Linked DNA regions of Homo sapiens: all the other regions are linked to region 6. Evidence: chromatin contacts called from ENCODE Hi-C or POLR2A ChIA-PET data. All regions are on one chromosome and are shown on one strand. Each heading gives the region's core, a stretch centred on a gene start or an enhancer-like site at or near the end of the contact. The rest is flanking DNA. Distances are from core to core; before and after follow the strand shown. Region 1 holds the start of PBRM1 (polybromo 1). Region 2 overlaps HEMK1 (HemK methyltransferase 1, mitochondrial release factors N(5)-glutamine). Region 3 holds the start of SFMBT1 (Scm like with four mbt domains 1). Region 4 holds the start of GNAI2 (G protein subunit alpha i2). Region 5 holds the start of CACNA2D2 (calcium voltage-gated channel auxiliary subunit alpha2delta 2). Region 6 holds the start of TEX264 (testis expressed 264, ER-phagy receptor).

What was found. A loop is a pair of places that touch in the nucleus more often than their neighbours do. ChIA-PET counts read pairs that join two places held with the same protein, here RNA polymerase II (POLR2A). Pooled maps may share reads with other maps.
Region 1: a loop to region 6 is called in a map of CD4-positive, alpha-beta T cell, with 25 times the contacts of the local background. The contact joins the promoter of PBRM1 here to the promoter of TEX264 in region 6. A Hi-C loop is called at or near these places in 2 of 168 maps with a recorded cell type or tissue (CD4-positive, alpha-beta T cell and naive thymus-derived CD4-positive, alpha-beta T cell) and 9 of 50 pooled maps.
Region 2: a loop to region 6 is called in a pooled map, with 5 times the contacts of the local background. The contact joins the enhancer-like site here to the promoter of TEX264 in region 6. A Hi-C loop is called at or near these places in 8 of 50 pooled maps. POLR2A ChIA-PET finds 5 or more read pairs at or near these places in 2 of 52 experiments (HepG2 and naive thymus-derived CD8-positive, alpha-beta T cell).
Region 3: a pooled map shows a loop between it and region 6 (10-fold over the local background). The contact joins the promoter of SFMBT1 here to the promoter of TEX264 in region 6. A Hi-C loop is called at or near these places in 9 of 50 pooled maps. POLR2A ChIA-PET finds 5 or more read pairs at or near these places in 3 of 52 experiments (CD4-positive, alpha-beta memory T cell, PC-9 and WTC11).
Region 4: a loop to region 6 is called in a map of naive thymus-derived CD4-positive, alpha-beta T cell, with 12 times the contacts of the local background. The contact joins the promoter of GNAI2 here to the promoter of TEX264 in region 6. A Hi-C loop is called at or near these places in 1 of 168 maps with a recorded cell type or tissue (naive thymus-derived CD4-positive, alpha-beta T cell) and 9 of 50 pooled maps. POLR2A ChIA-PET finds 5 or more read pairs at or near these places in 2 of 52 experiments (PC-9 and T-cell).
Region 5: a map of CD8-positive, alpha-beta T cell shows a loop between it and region 6 (5-fold over the local background). The contact joins the promoter of CACNA2D2 here to the promoter of TEX264 in region 6. A Hi-C loop is called at or near these places in 1 of 168 maps with a recorded cell type or tissue (CD8-positive, alpha-beta T cell) and 5 of 50 pooled maps. POLR2A ChIA-PET finds 5 or more read pairs at or near these places in 1 of 52 experiments (WTC11).

Annotation. Positions count from the first base shown.
Region 1 is chr3:52,684,543-52,687,242 of GRCh38, reverse strand. It overlaps PBRM1 (polybromo 1), which reads left to right and starts at 1,330. Exons shown (of 32, transcript NM_001405607.1): 1 at 1,330-1,494. It overlaps GNL3 (G protein nucleolar 3), which reads right to left and starts at 1,211. Exons shown (of 15, transcript NM_014366.5): 1 at 1,138-1,211; 2 at 416-474. The coding sequence starts at 1,150. RefSeq lists enhancers at 984-1,053, 1,048-1,736 and silencers at 1,374-1,523, 1,594-1,743.
Region 2 is chr3:50,589,554-50,592,372 of GRCh38, reverse strand. It overlaps HEMK1 (HemK methyltransferase 1, mitochondrial release factors N(5)-glutamine), which reads right to left. Exons shown (of 11, transcript NM_016173.5): 11 at 1-2,819. Among named protein-coding and RNA genes, the nearest start is that of CISH, 21 kb to the left of the region's middle. RefSeq lists enhancers at 1,436-1,545, 1,566-1,655, 1,726-1,785, 1,796-1,915. Within about 2 kb of position 1,357, at least 15 of the 41 ENCODE cell types and tissues checked have a DNase peak (open chromatin) inside an H3K27ac peak, as active enhancers do.
Region 3 is chr3:53,044,530-53,047,423 of GRCh38, reverse strand. It overlaps SFMBT1 (Scm like with four mbt domains 1), which reads left to right and starts at 1,351. Exons shown (of 21, transcript NM_016329.4): 1 at 1,351-1,608. RefSeq lists enhancers at 34-533, 534-1,035 and silencers at 1,023-1,132, 1,183-1,502, 1,603-1,662, 2,023-2,312.
Region 4 is chr3:50,234,629-50,237,472 of GRCh38, reverse strand. It overlaps GNAI2 (G protein subunit alpha i2), which reads right to left and starts at 1,269. Exons shown (of 9, transcript NM_002070.4): 1 at 1,020-1,269. The coding sequence starts at 1,137. RefSeq lists a silencer at 1,062-1,521 and enhancers at 1,391-2,001, 2,002-2,612.
Region 5 is chr3:50,502,119-50,504,925 of GRCh38, reverse strand. It overlaps CACNA2D2 (calcium voltage-gated channel auxiliary subunit alpha2delta 2), which reads left to right and starts at 1,292. Exons shown (of 38, transcript NM_006030.4): 1 at 1,292-1,708. The coding sequence starts at 1,503. RefSeq lists enhancers at 164-672, 673-1,181.
Region 6 is chr3:51,669,819-51,672,518 of GRCh38, reverse strand. TEX264 (testis expressed 264, ER-phagy receptor) reads right to left here and starts at 1,267. Exons shown (of 5, transcript NM_015926.6): 1 at 1,231-1,267. LOC124906237 (a long non-coding RNA gene) reads left to right here and starts at 1,414. Exons shown (of 2, transcript XR_007095907.1): 1 at 1,414-1,870. RefSeq lists a silencer at 1,102-1,531.

The sequences.
Region 1 (2,700 bases), core at 81-2,580, 1.0 Mb before region 6:
TTAAAATAAAGAGATTTTGTCTGCTTACAAAAATATCTTTATACTTAAGCAGAATTCAAGTGAGAAACCAATCTGGCTGCAATTTAGTTATGCCTATAAAATGTCCTAGGAAAATGGAGCTTTAATTGGAATCTTACAAAGTAATGCATATGTAAGTATAAAACAGCAAGAAATTGTAACTAGAAGGCTCTCTATGCAGAGATTAACATGCTGAACAAATTTAGAGACTTATCACCAAATCACTGCACTTTCTCACAGCTGCACTCCTGATGCCTAAGAGCTTGTGCCCATGGTCAGTCTATCCAATGCCATTTCCCAAAACCAAATCACATTAACCCAGACTTTCCCGCAAAGGAACAGGGCAAAATCAGTTTAGCAATGTGTTTGGTACAGCTCTCTCAAGCACTACACTTACCTTTTTTTGGATTTTATACCGCTTATGGCAGGTCATGCGTTTACTTGCTTTCTTTAACTCTACAAAGAAACACATCACAAATCTGTTAACCCAAATGATTAGTTCTGGGTTAACGCACTATGGAGTTATATCCTTTTCTTGTGTTATTGGCTACCAAACCTAACGTTAAGTCTAATGCGAAATGCCTAATGCAAACATACGTGCTACTTTCAAATCCCAGAGAATTAAATTCAGTAGATCCAGAATGGAGTCAAAATTCCCTGCACTTACCCTCACAATATTAGAATGGGATCATACACAACAGCGTATGAGACACAAAACGACAACCACTTCGTGTCAAACAGCACGAATCATAAGGCAGGAGAGGAACACTGAGTCTGGGAGGCGATTCTCAGCTCTCACCTGGGCCAGTCTGCACGTGGCCACGGAAAGAAAATATTGGGCCTCAAACCTGGCTCAGACGCTGCTTCCTTACGAAAATCTAGCCTAGTCTTCCCCACCCTCTGCCCGGCTTCGTTCCGCAGAATGAGCCCGCGCGGTTAACATGATCGCCGTAGGGACTTCCAACTCTCGGTTCTACCAGGAAATAGGGCCAAGGCCTACGCGTAGGCTCCCACCCCCATACCAGCAGAGACAAAGCCGTAGCCGTAGAAGAGCGTCGTGGTGGCTGCAGCAACTTCCAGACGTGGGTCCCTCCACGCCCGCCTCCCGACCCCACTTACTAGGCCTTTTCATATTGGCTGTAGAAGGAAGCACAAACACATCAACCTGCCTCCGCTGGCGCCACGTGTGAACTGAAGCCACTGACGAGCGTCACGCACTTACGCTGCCGCCGTAAAGTGCGTCACCGCCTCTCTGCGTGCGCGGGCACGCAGTGTCGCGCGGAGCAGGGATCGCTTGGCGGCCGCGGGACTGGTTTTGCGGCGGCACCGGGAGGGGTAAGGGAGGTGAGGGCGGCGGGTGCCGAAGCGACGGCAGCGGCCGCGGCCGGAGGAGCAATAGCAGCAGCCGTGGCGGCCACGGGGCGGGGCGCGGCGGTCGGTGACCGCGGCCGGGGCTGCAGGCGGCGGAGCGGCTGGGTAAGGCCGGGCCCAGGGCGGGTGGGGCCGCTCCCCCTTGGTCAGCTGCCGGGCCTTTGTGTGGGCCCGGGCGGGCGGGAGCCGCGGCGGAAGCCCCGCCCCGGCCGTGGGGACGCGCGGGTCGGGCCGGGCGCGCGGGGTTGGGCGGGGCGCGGCGGCTGGCCTCCGGATGGGCCCAGTAGCCTTGTCGCACCTGCCGGCAGGGACAAAGGCGCACTACGGGTCGGAAACTCCCCGCGCTCCTCTTTCCCGCTCGTCGCGGGGCAGCTTCAAAGCTGTCAACGTTTCCCTCAGTCCCCAATACCAGTGACAGGTCGGGAAAGTCCTTCATTTCCTCCGTTGCTCAGGGCCTCTTTTTTTTGTTGTGGTTTCTTGACGGTTCGACACAAACTCTTAGTGATTTTCTTTCCGTATTTTTTCCGGGTATTTTAATCAATGGGACTTGTATTTATAGTAGAGGCCAGATATTTCAGCTTCTCAACACCACAAAGAATCCGGGATTTTGGGAACTGTGTATATTTCTTGGTTTGGGGAAGCACAGTTTTGTTATTATAATAAGTTTTAATTTAAAGGGGAAGAAAGAGTTGCAAAAATATAGAAAAAGCCCTGAAAAATAAGTACACGGTATAGTGGATATAGAAATTCTTACAATAATTATAGAAGCGTATGTTGGGGTGAATTGTTTTAATTAACTTACTTTCCAACACAGGATTCTTGACAAATAATTTTAGGTATTATTTTTTTCTCCATTTGGCTATGTGCTTTTCCCCAAAAAGTGCAAATTGGACTCATGCACATAAAAGAGTAGCATAATTTTTGCTTTATTACTTACAGGTCGCCCATATTTGATTTTGAGCTCCAAAATGGAAGATTGGAAAATATGTTTTGAAGAGGTGTTTCAAATTAAAACAATAAAGAGTTTATGTGTGGATGAATGGAAGGGCCTTGACCGCTTTCTTTGGCTTTGGGAATGTACAAAATACCTCAAATGTTAATATCCTACCAAAATTCCCAAGATAAGTAAATTGTGGTGTATCTATATGATAGATTACTATCAAGTCATCAAACATCATGAGGAAGAATGTTGACTTGGAAGAACCTTCACTAAAACACAGGCTGTAGAATAATATATGTGGTTTGTTAACATTTTGGTAAAAAATAATAGGTAACTAAGGCATAAATACCAAAAACCGAATGACAACGTTA
Region 2 (2,819 bases), core at 108-2,607, 1.1 Mb after region 6:
CTGGGGTTGGTTAGTGAAAGCTGGGAGGAGCCTGTGGTTAGTTCCCAGGCGGGTTTGCTGGGAGAATCACCAGCCTCCATTTCCCAGAGGTCAACGGAGTGTGGTTCTCAGGGGGTGCCAAGCTCCAAGCATGAAGCCAAAAAGGTCAGGGATGTGGATAAGGTCTGGTTCATTTCCCTCCCAGACCTGCCTCACCTTGCTGTGTGACACTGGGCAAGTCATGGGCCCTCTCTGAGCTTTGGCTCTCTTTTCTTTCTTTTTTTTTTTTTTCTGATGCGGAGTCTCACTCTGTCGTCCAGGCTGGAGTGCAGTGGTGCAATCTCCGCTCACGGCAAGCTCCGCCTCCCGGGTTCAGGCCATTCTCCTGCCTCAGCCTCCTGAGTAGCTGGGATTATAGGCACCCGCCACTACGCCCAGCTAATTTTTTTGTATTTTTAGTAGAGACAGGGTTTCACCGTGTTAGTCAGGATGGTCTCGATCTCCTGACCTCGTGATCCACCCGACTCAGCCTCCCAAAGTGCTAGGATTACAGGAGTGAGCCACCACGCCCAGCCCCATCTTTGGCCCTCTTTTCTATGACATGGGGCAGTGTTTGAGCTTACATGGGCTCTGCGCTCCCATGACTTGGAGGCAGTGGTTGGGCCTCTGAGGCAGAGTAACACCACACACACACAAACACACACACACACACACACACACACACACACACGTGCATGCATGCAACCCTGGCTTGGTTTCCAGAGCCTGGAGCTCCCCCATCCAAGGGAGGCCCTGCGTGGACACCTATGATTATGGACATGGACCCAGTTGGCCAGGTGCAGTGGCTCACGGGACCCGGTGCTCAAGGCCCACGCCCATGAACATACACGTACGTGTGGGTGCCTGTGCAAGGGTGTGTGAGTCTCTATGCTGTGTACATGTGATGTTGCTTGGCTTCCCCAGAGCCTAATGCCTCCCACGGCTCCCCACTGCTGACCAGAAAAATCGTAAGGACCCAGCTACTCATGAGGGGCCTGTCAGGAGGAGTCTATGTGCAAGTCCATGAGTTCTGCAAGGCCAGGGCCCCACCTGAACCATCCAACCTCCTGGGCCTGGCTTACAGTTGGTGCCTAATAAATGACTGTGCAGGAATGATGGGCCTGCAGGTAAGACAGGTGAGACAGGCCAGATGACAGCCTCAGTTACCCCTTCCCCAACTTTGGGAAGGTGGTCTCAGCCCTCAGCAATCCTAGGACCCCTCACGGAGGCTGTTGGCAGGAAAGGACTCGTCCCAGATGCTGTGTCCTCGCCTGACCTTGTATTCTGCCCCACCTAGTGGCCCTAAGGGAGGCTGAGGTACTGAGCTCTTGGCTGTGACTAAGCGGAAGGAAGACAGAAAGGAGGGGTGATACTGGGGCCCTAGGGTTTTGCTTCTCATTTCTCTCTTTCCAAAGCACAGTTAGTTCCCAGAAATGAAGGTACCCAGAAACAGTGAAACTCTGGGCTTTCAGGGGCACAGGGTCCCCCAGTCTTTCCACCCTTGGAGGCACCACCAAGGGCCTGGGTAAGTCCCTAGCCCATGTCTACTCATGGAGTACTTGGGGCAACCACACTGGAGCCTGGTGGGGCTCCCAAGGACCTTTCAGGAGCATGTGGCCCAGATTGATTTGCTGTGACAGATGCTGGGTGGGAGGTGCCGGGAGCCTCAGGCTATGGGGGCTGGAGCAGTTGGGGCAGACCTCCGGGAAGGGAATGGTCACGTGGGGCATCAAGTGCCCCAGATGCCCCACCCCACAGGAGTTCCTTTCGTCCATCCTTTCACTCTTCCTCTTTTTTTTTTTTGAAACAGTCTTGCTGTCGCCCACGCTAGAGGGTAGTGAGGTGATCTCAGCTCACTGCAACCTCCGCCTTCCGGGTTCAAGCGATTCTCCTGCCTCAGCCTCCCGAGTAGCTGGAATTACAGGCATGAGCCACCATGCCCAGCTAATTTTTGTATTTTTAGTAGAGACAGGGTTTCACCATGTTGGCCAGGCTGGTCTTGAACTCCTGAGCTCGGGTGATCTGCCTGCTTCAGCCTCCCAAAGTGCTGGGATTACAAGTGTGAGCCACCCTGCACGGCCCCTTTCTTTCTGGCTTCCTCCTCCCTTCTTCCTTTTCTTTCATTTTTAAAACATTTTTTTAAAATTATTATTTTTAAATTTTTTTTTTTGAGATGGAGTCTAGCTCTGTCGCCCAGGCTGGAGTGCAGTGGCATGATCTTGGCTCACTGCAATCTCTGCCTCCCGGGTTCAAGCAATTCTCCTGCTTCAGCCTCCCGAGTAGCTGGGATTACAGGTGTCCACCACCACACCCAGCTAATTTTTGTATTTTTAGTAGACGGGGTTTCACTGTGTTGGCCAGGCTGGTCTTGAACTCCTAACCTTGTGATCCTTGGCCTCCCAAAGTGCTGGGATTACAAACGTGAGCTACTGCGCCTGGCCTATTATTATTATTTTTGAGACAGAGTTTTGCTCTTGTTGCCTGGGTGGGAGTACAATGGCGTGATCTTGGCTCACTGCAACATCTGCCTCTCGGTTTCAAGCGATTCTCCTGCCTCAGCCTCTCAAGTAGCTGGGATTACAGGCGTGAGCCACCACACCCGGCTAATTTTTGTATTTTTAGTACAGACGGATTTTCACCATGTTGGCCAAGCTGGCCTCGAACTCCTGACCTCAGGTGATCTGCCTGCCTCAGCCTCCCAGAGTGCTGGGATTACAGGCGTGAGCCACCGCGCCCGGCCTAAAATTATTTTTTTAGAGACAGGGTCTGACTCTGATGTCCAGGCTGGAGTGCAGTGGCGC
Region 3 (2,894 bases), core at 102-2,601, 1.4 Mb before region 6:
CCTTAAAAATGAATCGTGAACAAATAAAAATGGTAGTGAAAGTAGTAACAAAAAAAGTGTGGTTGCAACTATACACAGTATATATATGTTTCATGTCGTGAAAAGTTGCATTTCTTTGTAACAATATGGATTACTGTATTCTTTTTAGATTTTTCTTTCTCCGGTTGTCATATTGTTTTTTCAGTGGTGCTAAAAAAAATCTGGATTCAAATCCAGCCAGCAGCGTGACTTTGAGCAAGTTTGTGAAGTGGGATATTTCTCAGAGCGGTTGAGGGAGGTGGCTTGAGCTCGCACCTGGCACACGGTGAGAACCCCAGACTTTCTTCTTGCTGTGGGGGCGCCTCTGGGCCCTGTCCGATAACGCCTTTCACGGCCTGGGAGTCTGATCGGGAGCTCCCGGGTCTCGGTGGCGCGGGAACTCCCTTCTGGAGGGAACTTTCCGGAGCAGGTGGGCGGGTGTATGTCCCACGGGCACCTGCGCTCAGGAGGAGGGGGCGAGCTCGGGCAACGTAACCGCCCACGGTCACCTCGGGCTGCGGGGCCGACTTGAAGCCGCCTTCGAGGTTCTGATCCTTCCCGGGGCTCTGGGCTCGTTCGTCCCAATTCGCAGCTGTCCTGTGCCCCCTCGCTGCAGGAAGACTCAAGATTTACAGGGCGCCTCCTGCGGAAGCCTAGAGACATCGGGGGCGCCGAAGGGCCCGCGCCGGACTTCGCAGACAGGGGGCACTTGGGTGCCCTTTCAGGTCTCAGAGGGAGCGCCCGATCCCCGACGAGGGGCAGGCAAACGGGCGCAGTGCCCGCGGCGGCGGCACGCGCGCATCTGGGATCCGGCCGCTTCTCCGCTCATGCCATCTTGTCCGAGCCAGTCACGTGCGGGCGACAGCGGCGCGCTTCGCCGGGCCGGTACTCCAGGTCCGACCCGCGAACCCCTCTGGGATCCCCGCCGCTCTGTCTACAACCCGAGGTGAGGCGCAGGCTGGATCGGGGCTGGGCCAGGGCGGGCACTGGGTTCCCGGGGACGCGTCTCCTCTTCCGGGCCGTTCCGCTCGGGGCCACAGCGCCGTCGGGGGCCCGAGGCGCCGCCGCGTGTCCTGCGCCACGGCCTCGGGGCCGTCCGCGCCGAGTTGCTGGCTGGGGGCGTGGGTGGCCCGCGGCGCCGGACCCCCGGCACACCAGCCCGCGGAGTCCTTGCCTCCCGCGCGGCCCCAGCCAGGAGGGATGGCGCTGGGGCGGGAGCGGGGCAGCCGGGCCCGGGAGCTCCACGGGCGCGGCGCGAGGGGCGCAGGCTGCCTGGAGGACCGCGGAGCTGGGGGTGGGGGGGCGCGGGCGCATGCGCCCTGCGTCCGTGCCATATTGGAATGAGTCGGAGCGCGGAGCGCCGCCGCCGCCTCCGCCGGAGCGCGGGTGGAGGGGGGCGGGGAGAGCTGCCGGCCGCCCCGCTCCGCCGAACCCAGCAGGAAGGAGGGCGCGAGCGGGCGAGCGCGGGCAGCACGGGAGGAAAAAGCTTCCGCGCGGGGGAGCGAAAAGACGGAAAGAAAGAAAGAAAACGAGCGCGAGAGGGGGAAAAGCGAGCGATCGAGCGAGCGCGCGCGCGAAAACTCCGGGCAGGTAAAAAAGCGGGGCCACCGGCTGGGCCTTCCCGCGCGGCGGCCTGGAGGGGCGGCGGCGGCGCCGGGGCGGGGGACCGTACGGCGTCCCCTTCGAAGCGGCCGCGCAACTTTGCCAACGGGAAACCGCCGGGCGCCGGCGGGCGCGCGGGCTGAGGCGCCAACGGGCGGCGGCGGCGGCACGTTGGGGGCGGGGGCGGGGCGGGGGGAGCGCGGCGCCCGCGCGCGGCCCCGCGGTCCCGCGCGCCGGCCGGCCGGCTGCAGGGGCGCGCCTGGGCGCCTCGCCGCGGCGGAGAGCGGCGGCGGCCGTCAGCCCCTGGCAGGCAGCGCGGCGCGCGTCAGCCCGCGGGAGGCGTGAAAGGAAAGTGGCCGGGCGGCGGCAGTGGCGGGCGCCCAAGTTCCCCGGCGCGCCGGGCCCGCCGCGCGCCCCTCCCCGCGCGCGCCCCGCGCTCCGCCCGCCGAGCCCCCGCGGACCCGCCCCCCGGGCTCGCTCCGGGCGGGGCGCGAACCCGCAGCTGGGGCCGGGCGCGCGGCCGGTCGGAACTTCGGAGGGCCCGGGCGGTCGCTGCGCGGTGGCGGAGCGTCTAGTGGCCGCCGCAACCGGTGGCTCCGGGCCGCCGTTGTGAAGTGAGCGGGCCTCTCCCGCGCCGCGGCCCGCCGGGCACCGCCGCTGGACCCCGCGCCGACCCGGCAGCGCCCCGACCTGCCGCTCGGGAGGTCCGCGACCGTTTCGATTTCTGTTCCTAAAGTCCGATTTTGGACGCTGAAAAGGAGGCTGTGGAGGGGCGAGCGGCGTCCTGGGAAGCAAGGCCTGCTCTGTGCGGAGCAGAAACGCCTTGTGCGAACAGAAATAAATTCCCGCGGAAAGGATGTACGTTATGCTAAGTTTTTCACAAGATGTCAGCTGTTCCCGTAGGGTCTAAAACTAAGCCGGCAGGCACAGGTCACCCCCAGAGCTTGTGCTCAAGGAGTGGTGGACGCTTGGGTCAGGTGGGGGTGTTCCCAGCGGGTCGCCCGAAGCAGCACTGGTTGATGGTCCCAAGTGGTGTTTTTGAGTCCTGTTAGCAGTGATCTGTGTTTGAGAACCAAGTAACCATCAAAGAGATTCGAAAGGAAGTAAGATGGATTTTGTCAATCCCTGCGTATGTCTTCTCTTGAACCACATTTTCTAAGATGTCATTCTTAATTTTATTGCATCTGGGTAAAATGCCTGAACGTGTAATCATTAATTTGTCAACTGGCGAGAGGATGAAGGAAGATGTGTCTTCATGTGTACACTTTGAGGCC
Region 4 (2,844 bases), core at 20-2,519, 1.4 Mb after region 6:
CACCCGCAGGGGCAGCAATATGTCGGCTGTCTCACCACTTCCACTTCCCCCCACTCCTCTAGCAGCCACCATCTTTTCTGGCCTTGGAGGCGGCCACAACCCTAACTCCTCCACTCTCTCTCCTACTTCCCAGACTGGCCTTCGAAACTGGAAAACATAGAGCCTCCTTGGGAAGCCTGAGGCCTGGCCCCCTCCCCCAGCGTGACCAGTGGAGCCTCAATCCAGCCCCGTGGGGGTTCTGCATAAGGCAGCCTAGGCCCTCTCCAACCCAGGGCTCCCGCCTCCTAGCCCAGCCCACTTGGTGCAGGAAGGGTGGAGGGATCTGGGGAAGGCCAGAGTGTAAGAGGACTTAGGGGAGGATCAGCAGAGGGTTTCGGGAGTGATGCCTGCAGAGAAGGATCTGGAGGGCAGGAAGCAGGGAGCAGGGCTCGCTGAAGGGGTTCCAGCTGGAGATGGGGCTCAAGAGCAGTTTCCCACTCGAGAGGTTCCTTGGGTCAGAGTGCACAGGTGGAGGATACAGATTCCAGACTAGGGATGGGGCACAGAAGGAGAAGGAGGGAGTGGGTGGGGGGCCTGGCAGGGGCCCCGCGGGATGCTCATGCCCAATAGGAATAAAAGGCGCAGGTGAGGAAAACAAGCGGAGCCTGAGGGTTGGGGAACAAGTGGCGGGCATCCTGGGGGTTTGGGCAAAGTGTAGGGAAGGATGGCGGGGCTCTGAAGTTCTGTGAAGCTAGTTAGCAAGGGGGGATGGCCAAGCAGGGCACTGGACCGCGGGTGTTGGGGCACTGTTGACTGGATTTGGAGGTCTGGGGTCTGGGATGAGACAGGGGTCTGGTCTAGAGTCTGGGCAGGATCAAAGGTCTAGTCCAATCTAGAGTTTTCAACCCTGGTCCTGGCCCAGGTGTGGGGTCCCAGACAGCCCGGGTCTGGGAGTTTGAAGCCCTAGTCTGGGAGGTCAAAGTCCTTGTCTGGGGATTCGAGCTGGGAATCAAGGATCCCAGTGCGGGACGCGGCCTCACCCAACAGCAGCAACTTCACCTCCCGCGCCGCCTTCTCTCCGTCCTCCCGCAGGTTCTTGTCGATCATCTTAGAGCGCTCGGCCGCCGCCTTGTCCTCGGCGCTCACGGTGCAGCCCATCCCGCCGTCCGCCGGCCCGGCCGCCGCCCGGCCCCCACACGGCCCACGGCCCGGCTCGGCCCCGCCCGACCCACTCCGCTCCCACCACCAGCCCTCTGCGGGAAGCACTCGGGTCGGCAGTTCCGAGCGACTGCGGGAGGCGCCTTCCCTACCGCCGCGCACCGACGGCGGGGCGGGCCGGGGGTGGGGCCTGGGCGAACCAAGCCTGTGACTGGGCCGGGGCGGGCTTGCAGGCGGGGCCAGAGGAGATTAGAGGCTGTTGATTGGCTCGAGGGCGGAGCGAAGGGGGAAGTTAGGCGCAGCCCAGGCTCGGGCCTGGGCTGCAGGCGGGGCCACGCGGAGAAAAGGCAATAGGGGTGGTTCCAAACCCCGGGACCCGGCACTGGGCGGGCTGCAGGCGGGACCGGGCTGTGATTGGGTGCGGAGCGCCGGGAGCTCTGTTGCTGGACAGCCGGGAGGGCGGATCTGTTAACCCGAGGGTGGGGATCCGGTGCCCTCGAGGGCAGAGCAGGAACCAGCCCTCTGAGCTTCTGCGAGTTGGGCGAGTTAGGTGGAGGAGGCGTGTCTTTGTCATTTGTTAAAGTTAATGAGTCCAGTAAACTTGTTTTGGGATCTACGAACTCGGGAGCCTTTCTGGACTGCGGTTTTCTCAGTCTTAAGGCGGGTTTACCGCCTTCTCCCTCTGGGTTGCAGCTAGTCGAAAAAGGAAAAAAAAAGGCCGGGCGCAGTGGCTCACGCCAGTAATCCCAGCACTTTAGGAGGCCGAGGCGGGCAGATCACTTGAGGTCAGGAGTTCTAGACCAGCCTGGCCAACATGGTGAAACCCCATCTCTACTAAAAATACAAAAATTACCCGGGCGTGGTCGTGGGCGCCTGTAATCCCACCTGCTCAGGAGGCTGAGGCGGGAGAACTGCTTCAACCCGGGTGGCGGAGGTTGCAGTGAGCCGAGATCGCGCCATTCATTGCACTCCAGCTTGGGCGACAGAGCAAGACTCCGTCTCAAAAAAAAAAAAAAAAATTGGTTTCCATCTTTACACCTTTGCCTAGGCTGTCTCCTTTAGCTGGGTGGCTTCTCATATCCATCCTTCCCCAATCTACCGGGAGGCATTCTTCGGCAGGCAGCCATCCTGGACTCCAATCTGGGACCAGGCAATCAGGACCCAAGGGAGAAAGGGAGAGAGGATGAGAGGGTGGAGAGGGAGGAAGAGAGGAGGGCGGGCAGGCAGGGTGAGGGGGTTGGGAGGGAAGAAAGAGGAAGAAGTTGCCACTGGACTTCTAGAAACAAAAGTGGCCATGATCTTATGACCTGTCTCTTCCATGGCCTGTCCACGTCTGGAGGTGGCCATGATCCCACATCCCACCCTCCTGTGGCCTGTCCCCACTGGGCAATGGCTGCAACCCTATGGCCAGGCAAAGGTGGGGTGGAAGCAGCAGTGTTTCTAGCTGAACATTTCAAGTCTTTCTGATCCTGTGCTCCAGGAGCAGCCCAGAGCCCCACCCTCGATTGGACATTTGAAGGGTCTGCCAAAAATTAACCACGAAGGCATTTTGTGTGACCCCAGTGCCATGAGGCTAGGAGGCCCCAGCCCAAAGGGAAGGCCCCTGAAGCAAGACAGGGTGCTTGCCACCAACAGCCCGGTGTTTAGCATAAACCCCTTCCTTAGAACCTTGGTACACATTTTGGCTGGGCATGGTTGCTCATGCCT
Region 5 (2,807 bases), core at 43-2,542, 1.2 Mb after region 6:
AGGCAGGACTAGGCAGCAAGGGAAGGCTGTCCTAGGCCCTATTTCCAGCCCCTACCCCTACCCTTTTCAGTCCAGGGGCTACTATTCCCTTTCAACTGCAAGCCCTCCTTGGGCTGACTTGTGAGTGGGTGATAGGAGAGCCACTGATACCATGAGGTGGGGCATCTGGACATTTCCGAACCATCCTGCCCAGCTGGTTACTATCCCTCATTCCTCGTGATAGGCCAGGTCTGTGGGCAGTTATTGCTGAGGGGGTCCTGCCCTGTGTCAAGTTGGTGGGGAGCATTCTCTCATCCTATCTGCACCAGAGGCAGAGCTGGGTTCCAGGGTAACTTCAGTAGAATCCTAGGGATGGTCTCCCCTCATTGTGAATGCTTCAGTTTACCAAGAGATTCTCCCCATTCTCACTTCATCCTGGAAATGGGAGTGGGCACCCACACAAGCATTCACAAGCGAGGACACTGAGGCTCTGAAAGGGCCACAAGCTGTGGAGTCAAGGTTGACACCAGCCCCAGTCTTCTGCCCACAGCAGGGAAGAGCCAGGGGCCTCCAGGACAGAAAGGACTGGGTTGTGCAGAGATGAGCTTCCTGGCTCTGGAAGAATCTAAACAGAGGCTGTGCAAACTCCGGGAACTGGGGCTTGGGACAGGCCTGCACACAGTGCCTGTTCAGCCCAGGGAAGCGAAGCGAGTGGCTGCAGAGGGCTGCATCCTGCCGTCCCCAGCCCCCCACAACCGTACAGCCGTGCCCAGGTTTCCGCTTAGGGAACCAGGAGGTCCAGGCCCTTTCTGCCAGCAGCCGGGCGTGCAAGCCCCCGACAGAGAGAAATCTTAAAGATAGCTAGAGCCACGGGGGCTGTAAGTTCAGCATGCCTCCTTTTCTGGTCTCCGCTGAAGCTGTCACTCCACCATTAAACCTGTGACTCTAGGCCTTAAGCCTGTTGAAGGTCGAGCCCCCAAAAGGGTCACATATGCTCCTGCCTTGGGCCGCGGGGCCCGGGACTCTTCCCGCGGGTGGGGTGGGGAGGAGCGGCAGGGTCTGAGGTGTGGGGGCGGGGGCGCACCCGGGGCGCTCGGGTAGCAGCTGGGGCGCAGGACGCCCGAGCCAGTAGGGCAGGATTCGGGCTGCGCGGGGACGAGAGGCGCGCGGGCACGGGTGGGCGCGTGGCCGCGGCGGGGGCGCGCGGGGGCGGGCCAGCCCGGGAAGAGAGAGGGAGGGAGGGAGAGAAGAGGGCGGTGCCGGCAGGTTGGCGGCGGCTGCTATTTGAGCGCAGGTCCCGGGCCGGGCGCTCAGAGCGCTTGGAGCCAGCGCTGCAGGGAGATAGCAGCGCGCAGCCCGCAGAGGCGCTGCGGCCCGTGCAGCCCCGGAGGCCCCTCGCGGAGAAGGCGGCGGCGGAGGAGAGGCCGAGTTACCGCCCGCCGCCCGCGCCCCCCCAACCCCGCCGCCGCCGCCGCCGCCGCCACTGCCCCCCCTCCCCGCGGCGCCGCATCTTGAATGGAAACATGGCGGTGCCGGCTCGGACCTGCGGCGCCTCTCGGCCCGGCCCAGCGCGGACTGCGCGCCCCTGGCCCGGCTGCGGCCCCCACCCTGGCCCCGGCACCCGGCGCCCGACGTCCGGGCCCCCGCGCCCGCTGTGGCTGCTGCTGCCGCTTCTACCGCTGCTCGCCGCCCCCGGCGCCTCTGCCTACAGCTTCCCCCAGCAGCACACGTAAGTGGCCTCGGCCGGCCGCGAGACCCCGGCCGAGCCTTGCGCCCCGCTCTGCCCCCGGTCCGCGCTACTCCTTCCCTGCGCTCCGCGCCAGGGCAGAGGCGCTGGGTCCGGCTGCCCGCTGCGCCCGGGGGCGACGGCCCCAAGCCCCGAAGGCTGGCAGCCGCGGTCCCGGCGCTCTGGCTGCGTCGCGAAACTTCCCCGCGGTGCCCCTGCTTCCCCCAAATCCCCCGAATGAGGCAAGGCAAGATCTTCAAGCCCCGGGAGGAGTTGGGGGGGGGCGGTCCGAGCTTGTCAGCTGATTCCCCTGCCGCTGACCCGGTGAGAGGGAAACCCGGGTTGGGTGAGAGGGGCGGCCAGCGACCCCTGTCCGGCGGAGTTGGAGCCGCGCATCTGCCCCACGTTCCCTCCCTGGTGGGAATCCGGCGCTTTACAGCCAGAGGTGAGGGACATCTCCACACCTGCCTTCAAGGGCCTTTTCCTTTAGTGGGGAGCTGTATGCTGATGATGCGAGCACCTTCTTGCTGTGGCCAGTGCCACAGAGGCAGTGTCCCCTGTTCTTGGCCCCCCTCCACCTGAGGAGAGAGTACCCTGGAGAGCCCAGTTGGGAGGTGAAGGCGTTGGGGTCCGGGCAGAAGGTGAATGGTGGGAAGGACCCCTGCCTGCGCCTGCTGCTGCTGCCAACAGAGTAATAGCTTCTCCTGGCTCTGCCAGCCTCCGCAGGTTTTTTGGTCCTTCTGAGCCTTCTCCTCCTCCCCAAGAGCCAGCAAACTCGGGCTGCCTCCTACGGGTGAGCTTAGCCAGATGTGTCTGGGGCTGGGAGTGGATGTTCAGTGCATGTGGCCTTTAGGACGTATCAGTTTCCTGACACTGTGCTTCAGCCCTATGTCAGTGCCCAGACCCCCTTTGGGGCACGGTGACCACCTTGCTTCTGTTATCTGTCTCCGGGTCTGAGGAGCCACCTGTCCCTGGACTCCTTCACCAGTGTCCTGGCCTGGAGACTGGGGCATGAGTCGTCGGGCTGCTGGTGGCCAAGGGGAAGGGTCTGGCCTCGGGGAAAGGGAGAGGCTGGCTCTGCGTCATTTAAACCAGCTCTGCC
Region 6 (2,700 bases), core at 18-2,517:
GCCCTCACCCTGATCTGCCATCTCAGCTGAACACTTCCTGTCTCCTCAAGGAAACTTAGTATCTACCTTTCTCTTCCTCTCACTTCCCAAACTGCTCAGAAAACGGCGGGGGGGAAGAAAACCCACCTGGGGGTCTCAGAGCCTTGGTCGGCACGTGGAGAGGTAACGTGAATTTCCCCTATATTCAAGAGAAAAGGAAGAAGGTCTGGGAGCTCACCTGAAATGCCAGGCTCACTTTTAGTAACTGCTGGCATCCAGTGCGGCAGGGGCCGAGCGCTCCAGTGCTGGGAGCTGAAAGAACAGTCACCCCTGCCCAGGAAATAACCACTGAGCCAACCATCATGCCCTGATTACCGTCCTCAGGGAAAGCCTACCGGTCCCTCTAAAGCACCCTCGTCCCATTCTCAAACCCCCTGTGGAAATCAGAAGCCAAACCTAGCTTTACAATGTCAGGTCTCTTCGCTAGAGCTCTGGTCACGCCCCTCTTCCTGGAGTACTCCAATCACACTTGGCGCCCAGAAACTGCCGCTGCCGCTGACCTTGGGCAGACTGCGCCCTCCCTCTAGCCTCGGCTCCCCCTCCGCTCAGAGGCCCGGGATGGACGCGTGCGGCCGGTGCCAGCGAGCCTCAGGGAAGGCTGCGCCCAGCCAGCTTCCTGGTGCCGCTCACGTGCGCGGCGGCGGAGGGCCGGGCCCTTAAACGGCCCCCGTCCTGGGCTAAACTTCGGTGCTAGCAGAGGGCGGAAGGACTATGGAGGGTGGGGGGCCGCCGCCTCCCACTTTCGGATTCCAGCCCCTGCTCACCCCGGGCCTTGCCTATTTACTCAGAGCCTTTCTCTTCGCCCACCTCCTCACGGAGCCCCACGCACGTCTGTAACTTAAAGGACGCTAAAGTTTGCAGCCCAGGCTGCGAGGCGCGGCCTTGGGGGACGGGGGCGGAGTTAAAACGCGACTCGCGCCTCTTTCCCTCACCTCCACGGCCCCGGGGCATGCCCTGCACCGGTGGCCGCGGAAGTGGGCTGCCCGGAAGAGTAGGGGCTGCCCCAAGGTCGCATCCAGGCCCTCGGACCTGGCCGAGGCCAGCTGTGGGCAAGACAAGATGCAAAGAGCGGCCCGGGCCGCGGGGGTCACGGAGGGGACACGGAGAGTCCTGAGGTCGCGCCAGGGCGGACAGGGGGAGTCCCAGACCTACGCCCCAGTGGGTATGCCTCTCCTCTGGCCCGGCCCTCACCTCAGCAGCCGCCCGCTGCGGACGCCGATCCGCGCAGGCGGCTCAGGGTTCGGTTACGGAGCCTGCGCGCGCCCGCCGCGCACGCTCGCTCCGCCCCCTCTCGCGGCGGGACATGGCCGTGGCCGTGGGCGCGTGCGCGCGGGACCCGGAGGGCGGAGGCCTGCCCCGCCCCGTCTCCATGGCAACGGGCGTGTGCCTAGCCCCAGCGCTGGCTGCGGCGGAACCCACGGCGTACCTTCCCGCCTCCAACAAACTATCCGGTTGCTGAGGTTGATTTAGCAACACCCCAGGGCATCTGGGTTGGCAGGAGCACCACAGTGACAGCCTGGCCCAGGCTCGGGTACGGGAGGCAGCCCAGTGGCCCGCAGTAGAGGGCCAGGCTGGGGACCAGGGAGCTGGGGCTGAGGAGAATTTGTACAGCCTAGGGAGGCGCAGCACAGCAGTATCAGCCTCTGGCATTTGTACCACCTTTAGTCCTGCCACTTTCTCTCACTGTGGCTTCGCAACAGACTTGGGAACCAAGAAAGGCATAGGTGAGGAAGCTGAAGCCCAGTCTGGGCTCGCGGAAGAAACTGGTGGATCCAACTTCTGCATAGCGCAAATATCTGCTTCCTGCCTCCACCCACCCATTCCCACTTCCGTGAGTATATTCATCCATCCAACACTTATTATTACTCCTTGCCAGGACAGTTCTAGGGGCTGGGGATAGAGTGAACAAAACCAAGGTTCTGCCCTCCTGGAGTTCACGTTCCATGGGAATGCCCTTCTTCCAGGCTCCTCCCTCAGTGCCCAGGTTGTGGCTGTGGGAGGCTGGTCTACCTTTGTGGTTTAGCGGTAACTTACGTGATTCCCACGTCAAGTGTAAGCTCCTTGATGATTGGTTCAATCTTCACCTCAAATTTCTGAGGACCTACAAACTACAAAGCACTCTTCTAGGGGCCCAAAGATAAAACGCTCCCCTCGTGAAAATCCCGGACTTTTGGTGGGAGGTGGGGAAGGTGACAACTATGCTCATAAGCTTGGCTACAAGACCGGCGAGGCCAAGAGCTACTTTGGTATCCTGACAAGGACTGATGTTTGGGAGGGGGATCCAGCAGATGGGAACACCACGAAGGTGGTGGTGGGAAAAGTCAGCAGTCACAGGGTGGTTCACCTTGTGGATCCCACTACTGCACCAGCAAAGAGCAGGCTGGGCACACAGAGACAGTCAAAATCCCAGCTTCCTTTCCCTCTGCTTCACATTCTTCCTTCCGCAGGCAGGGGAGTTTGAACCTTATCCACAGGGCCAAGCCTGTCCCAGCCCTCTAGGCAAACTGGCAGAACAGGCAGCTGGCCCCTCACAGGCACTCCGGGCTGGGCCAGTGCAGGTCGCAGCAGTTGTTTTACCTATGAACATCAAGCACATGGTCAAACCCTCAGCTTAGGTGCCCCAGGCAGGCGGGCTACACACTTGGTAGCATTTCCTTTGAC